2 separate regions of the Homo sapiens genome follow, and region 1 is linked to region 2. A link is an interaction called in ENCODE POLR2A ChIA-PET data of the cell type or tissue named here. Cell type or tissue: Panc1. All regions are shown on one strand. Links, peaks and the distances in the headings refer to the core of each region. The heading gives the core; the rest is flanking DNA. Region 1 has its middle 4.4 kb from the start of SAG. Region 2 overlaps DGKD (diacylglycerol kinase delta).

Region 1 (2,914 bases), core at 123-2,622, 110 kb before region 2:
TCGTGCATGTGCCCCAGTAAACCCTTAAGACGACAACCCCACCCCAAAGCCCATAAGCCTCTTAGCTGGATGTCTCCACCCCGCCCCCACCTCCCCTGCCCCGCAAGCCGGCTGCTGTGTTTAGTGTTTGGAGATGAAACACAGGGTTCATAGCATTGTCTCACTGGAAGCCAACCCCAGAGAAACAAGCATGCTATAGCCACTGGTTCCCAGACTTTGAGAATTCATAGACCAGTAATTCGCAAAAATAAATCTAGGGGAAGATTGCCAGCTTTTAATGTTTGCCAAGTAAGGACTTTTTTCTAAACTACCATATACTCTTGGTTATTATTTCATAAAAAGAAAGGACATTTTTCTCCTTATGCTTAGGAGCTGCATTTTGAAATACGGGTAAAATGTCGTGATGTCTGCATGTACGTTCAAATAGTTAAAAAGGAAAAAAACAGAGATAGACACAGAGGATTGCAGGCAGCAAAGTGTTAAGTGTCAAGTCTTGAAGTTGACTGTGTGGGTGTCTATTGTATTGTTCTTCTAACTTTTCTGTGCTTTAAAATTTCATAATAAAATTGTAGAAAATGCAGAGCTAATGACAGAAGGCAGATCTGTGATTGCCTGGGGCAGGAGCGTGAATGGAGGAGTTGATGGAAATGGGTACAGGGAACTTTGGGGAGTGGTGGAATTGATCACAGTGATGGTTACACAATGTATATGATGACCAAAACTCATCAAGCTGTACACTCAAAATGGGTGAATTTTGTTGGTTATTAAATAGATATATTTTACCTCTCTATATGTATCTGCCTGCACTCATCTATGTCTGTCACTATTTCAAAATTCACCCGTTTCATATATATATATCTCAATAAAGATAGAGGGCAAGAAGAAGAACAATGCCTTTTTTTTTTTTTTTTTTTTTGAGATAGAGTATAACTCTGTTACCCAGGCTGGAATGCAGTCTCGGCTCACCGCAACCTCCACCTCCCAGGTTCAAGTGATTCTTTGCCTCAGCCTCCCAAGTAGCTGGGATTATAGGCGCCTACCACCACACCCAGCTGATTTTTGTATTTTTCGTAGAGAAGGGGTTTCACCATGTTGGCCAGGCTGCTCTCGAACTACTTACCTCAAGTGATCTGCCCGCCTCGGCCTCCCAAAGTGCTGGGATTACAGGCGTGAGCCACCATGCCTGGCTGAAGAAGGATATTTTAATACCAAAAAATTAAAAAGCTCATAATCTCAAAAGGACAGTCCTTTATATTGAATAAGTTTGGCTCCCAGAAAAACTACAAGAGTGTCCTTATTTTTCTCATTTCTCCACCAAGAAGAGAAAAAATCATCACAGACCAAGAGTTGGGAATAACATTTCCAAAAAGAGTGAGATCTGTCATCCAGTCCACCCAAATTTCCCCACCTGCACGGCATTGGCAGAGCAGTGACTAAGATCTGCAGATCTGTGCCTTCCAGCAGCCGGGAACGATGAAGCAGCAGGAGAATGGGGGAATCTGGAAGCACTCACAGCTGCAAACTGGGCCTGGGTCCTGCAGCCTCAGCTCAGGGCAGCCCTCTGATGGGGACACTGAAAGAAGCACCCTAGTCATTTTTTCCCCTTTGTTTTTTTTTTTTTGAGTTGGAGTCTGGTTCTGTTGCCTAGGCTGGAGTGCAGTGGCACAATCTTGGCTCACTTCAACCTCCATCTCCTGGGTTCAAGTGATTCTTCTGCCTCAACCTTCCAAGTAGCTGGGATTACACACATCACCATGCCCAGCTTTTTTTTTTTTTTTTTTTTGTATTTTTAGTAGAGACAGGGTTTCACCATGTTGGCCTGGCCTCAAGCTCCTGACCTTCAGGTGATCCGCCCACCTCGGCCTCCCAGAGTGCTGGGATTACAGGTGTAAGCCACCGTGCCCGGCCACAGCAATTTTTTTTTTGCCCACGCTGGAATACAGTGACATGCTCACGGTTCACTATAACCTCAACATCCCAGGCCCAAACAATCCTCTGGCATAAGCCAAGTAGCTGGGACCACAGGCACACACCACCAGGCCTGGCTAATTTTGTTTACTTTTTATAGAGATAGGGTCTCACTATGTTGCCCAGGCTGTTCTCAAACTCCTGTGCTCAAGTGATCCACCTGCCTCTGCCTCTCAGAGTGCTCAGATTACAGGTGTGTGCCACTGTGCCTGGCCCTATTTATTGTTTTTTGTTTGTTTGTTTTTTTGTTGTTTGTTTTTGAGACAAGGACTCGCTCTGTTGCCCAGGCTGGAATACAGTGGTGTGATCATGGCTCACTCCAGCCTCAACCTCCCAGGCTCAAGCCGTCCTCCAGCCTCAGCCTTCCAGAGTGCTGGGATTACAGGCGTGAGCCACCACACCTCACTTATATAACACAGTTTTGTATTTTAACCTTTCTATTATAGGAGCAGTAAATGGTCATAGGAGAAAATGTGAAAAATTATAGACAAGAAAATTGAAACAAAGCCTACCATTTCATTACAAGGTAATGAGAGACCTTTAACTACCAATGTTAGCTTAAGGTGTATTCTTGCAAAGTATGCATAGGTATAGCATGCATATGAACCTGCATGTATGTGTGTAAATATGCTTGTGTGTATATGCATGTGTGTGTAAATGTACATATATGTATGTATACACAAATACATAGTCTCTGTGTGTTTGCAAAACGTGGACATGCTAAGCACACCATTCTGCAGTCTTGTTGGTTCTGTCACAATCTCTCACCTTTCTACTCCAGGCATTTTACCATAGTCAGATTTTCCCAATGAACCCAAAATGTCCTACACATCCTTTTTGACCAGTTGTGTATTCAGTCTGGGGCTGCACATGACATCTGGGTCTCGAGTGTCTTAGCGTCTTTTAATCTAGTAAACCCCATGTCTTTTTTCTTTTTTTTTTTTTT
Region 2 (2,914 bases), core at 195-2,694:
GTAATTTATGTTTTTATTTTTATTAACTAAATGGAATTTATAAACATTTTATATCTGTTTGCTGCTAATATATAAGAATACAGTGGATTTTGTGACCTTGCAAAATACTGCTTGTTTAATTCTAGTAGTCATTGTGTAGATTCCCTAGAAAGTTCTATATAAAGTTGTATCATTTGCAAATAGGGACAGCTTTACTTCTTCCTTTCTGACTCACATGCCTTTTATTTATTTTTCTTGCTTCATTGCAAAGGCTAAGATTCCAGTACAGTGTTGAATAGGAGTAGCGAAGGCAGGAATCCTTCCACCTTTTCCAGTCTTAACATGAAACAGTTCGGTTTTCATCATTAAATGTGATGTTAGCTGTAGGCTTTTTGTAGGTATCCTTTATCAGTTTGAGGATGTTCTTTACTTGATCGCTGACAGTTTTAATTATTAATGGGTGTTGAATTTTGTCAAATGCTTTTCTGCATTTATTGAAGTGAACACATGGTTTTTTTCTCCTTTATATTATTAAAAGGGCAAATTAAATTGGTTGATTTTCAAATTTAAGACAACTTTTCATTCTTGGGTTAAACCCTATTTGCTCATAATATGTTTTTTATTTATTGTTGGATTCAATTTGCCATTATTTTGTTAAGGATTGTTGCACCAATATTCATGAAGGTATTGATCTGTAATTTATTTCTCTCCCTTTCTTCCCTCATTTCTTCCTTTCTGCCTTTGTCAGGTTTTGGTACTTTAAAAAATAGAGAGTCAGGCCAGATGTGGTGGCTCACGTCCGTAATCCCTGCATTTTGGGAGGCCGAAGCAGGTGGATCACTTGAGGCTAGGAGTTCAAGACTGGCCTGGCCAACATGGTGAAACCTCATCCCTACTAAAAATACATATATATGTAGTGAGTCAGTGTTACCCCGCCTCTGTTTTCTGATAAAGTTTGTGTAAGCTTGGTGTTCTTTCTGAAATATTTGCTAGAGTTTACCAGTGAAATGATGTAGGTATGCAGTTTTTTTGGGGTAAAGTTTTTGATAATACCCTGTGATTTTTTTTTTTTAATGTTCAGATTTTTTGTTTCTTGTGTCTGCAGTGACATTTTCTGCATTCTCTTCCTTTTCCCTCTGATTTATGTCTGTTGGATGGAGAAGTAGAAACTTTATGAGAGAAGGGATATCATGGGGCTTGTTGATCTGTTTTCATCCCAGCGCCCCCGAACCATGCCTGGCACCAAATAGCCACACTGTAAATGCCTGTGGGGTTAATTGATTTGTTGTTGCTGTATCTCTATTCCTTGGCACCTCTGGGAAGCATTTTTGTCTCCCCCCGTCCACATGGGACCGTGTCGTCACTGTGCTGTGACGGGAGCTGGCTGAGTCAGGCTGGCAGGCTGTGGCTGCCCTGCATGCCGTGCCCTCCCACGGTGGCTCTTCAAATTCTTGGCTATGTGCCCAGCACTGGTACACAGACCCTCTGAGTCAGGGCTTGCCAATGGAAAAAATATTTTCAACCTTTTTTGGTCTTTTAAAATATTAAAACCTATAGTTGGAATTACTTCTTTTCATTTTTACAATGTACTTGAAGTATCAGAGGAATAAGGAAAGCCATTGTAAGCTTGGTTAGTGGAAAGGGATAAACCACCTCTGAGCATCCAAATAAAATTAGGAAGCGGGGGTTCTAGATGAGGGAGGACAATTCCAGGAGGCTCTTGACCTTGTATATGATTCCCTGACTGGGAATGTGGTCTGAGATGCCCTTTCCTGGACAGATTACAAATGACAGCCCCTGGAGCAAACACATGAATCAGCCAGGGAGTTAAAAAAGAACAGGGTAGTTTGGACTGGGCCTCTCTCTTTCAGGACATGACTGCTGTGGCTACAGACTGCATTCAGGTCCCCAGCATCTGGAAGGAGTCTGTGCCCACTTATCCTTTGCATCCTAAGGGGACTGGGTCTTTGTGCACCAGCAGCAGCCGTAGAGGTTGGGCTTGGGAATCAGGGGCTCCCTTATCAAAGCTGGGAAACTTAGAACAACAGCTGTGCCGCTCATGGACCTGTAGTCTCTCCTGTTAAGCAGAGTGCTGAGTTCATGTGATAGCAAACACAGCTCTGCCAGACCACAGGGTCACCAGGCAGGCACTCCATCCCTCCCTCCAGGGGGAGACCACGGCATGCCTTGGATGAGGTGACTTGGCCAACTGTCTTGTGGCCCCAGCTCCTGACATTACAATGTGATGACTGTGACACTTGGAAGAGAAATGTCTCAGGTATCGTGGTCCTGGGTCCTGTGGTACAGGACCTTGTCTCTGCGGTCCTGTACTTTTGCTTCACAATTAGAAGAATTGAAAGCTTCAGGTTGTTTCAGGTATGTTTTTTCAAGAAGTGCAATAGTAGTGTGTTTATAGATGTTTTCCTTAGAGTTAGTTTTGGGGGAGAGAAGATGACTGCCCTTCCATCCTGCAGGTGGATTGGCTGGGGAATGAGGCCATCTCTTTTCAGAGTGAGCAGTGAACCATTTTTGTCTGTACACTGACCTGGGGCTGATTTGGCATCCTGACCTTCCAGTCTGAGGGAGTTGGTAAGGGGCTGGAAGGGCCCATTCTTTGTGTGTGTGGGTATTTTTTAGAGACGGGGTCTTGCTGTGTTGCCTGGGCCGGTCTGGAGATCCTGAGTTCAAGCAATCCTCTTGCCTTGGCCTTCCGAGTAGCTGAGACTACAGGTACATGCTGGACCCACACTTTGGACTCTGTCCCTGCTGGCCTAGTTCTTTGCCAAGAGCAAAACTTGAGAGCACCCTCACACAGGTAACAGTTAGACCTTGTCAGGAGACATGGCTGTTTTCCCAGACAGCTGAGCTTTCAGACTAAAGCACAGAAAAGTTGGAGGACATGGGACTCCTTAGCCCACAAAAGAAACTCTATTTT

What was found. ChIA-PET counts read pairs that join two places held together with the same protein. Peaks named below come from ENCODE experiments on the same cell type or tissue, not always from the same donor. Only the 100,000 strongest peaks of a DNase experiment are listed, where the experiment ranks them.
Region 1: POLR2A ChIA-PET joins it to region 2 with 20 read pairs; 4 of 35 experiments call an interaction of 5 or more read pairs at or near these places.

Annotation. Positions count from the first base shown.
Region 1 is chr2:233,301,926-233,304,839 of GRCh38, forward strand. No RefSeq gene overlaps it. Among named protein-coding and RNA genes, the nearest start is that of SAG, 4.4 kb to the right of the region's middle. In Panc1, for the core only: no CTCF peak of the experiment used is centred there; no DNase peak of the experiment used is centred there.
Region 2 is chr2:233,412,360-233,415,273 of GRCh38, forward strand. All of the region lies in intron 3 of DGKD (diacylglycerol kinase delta), which reads left to right. Among named protein-coding and RNA genes, the nearest start is that of DGKD, 59 kb to the left of the region's middle. In Panc1, for the core only: no CTCF peak of the experiment used is centred there; a DNase peak (open chromatin) is centred at 1,424; H3K4me3 peaks cover 647 bases; H3K27ac peaks cover 2,374 bases.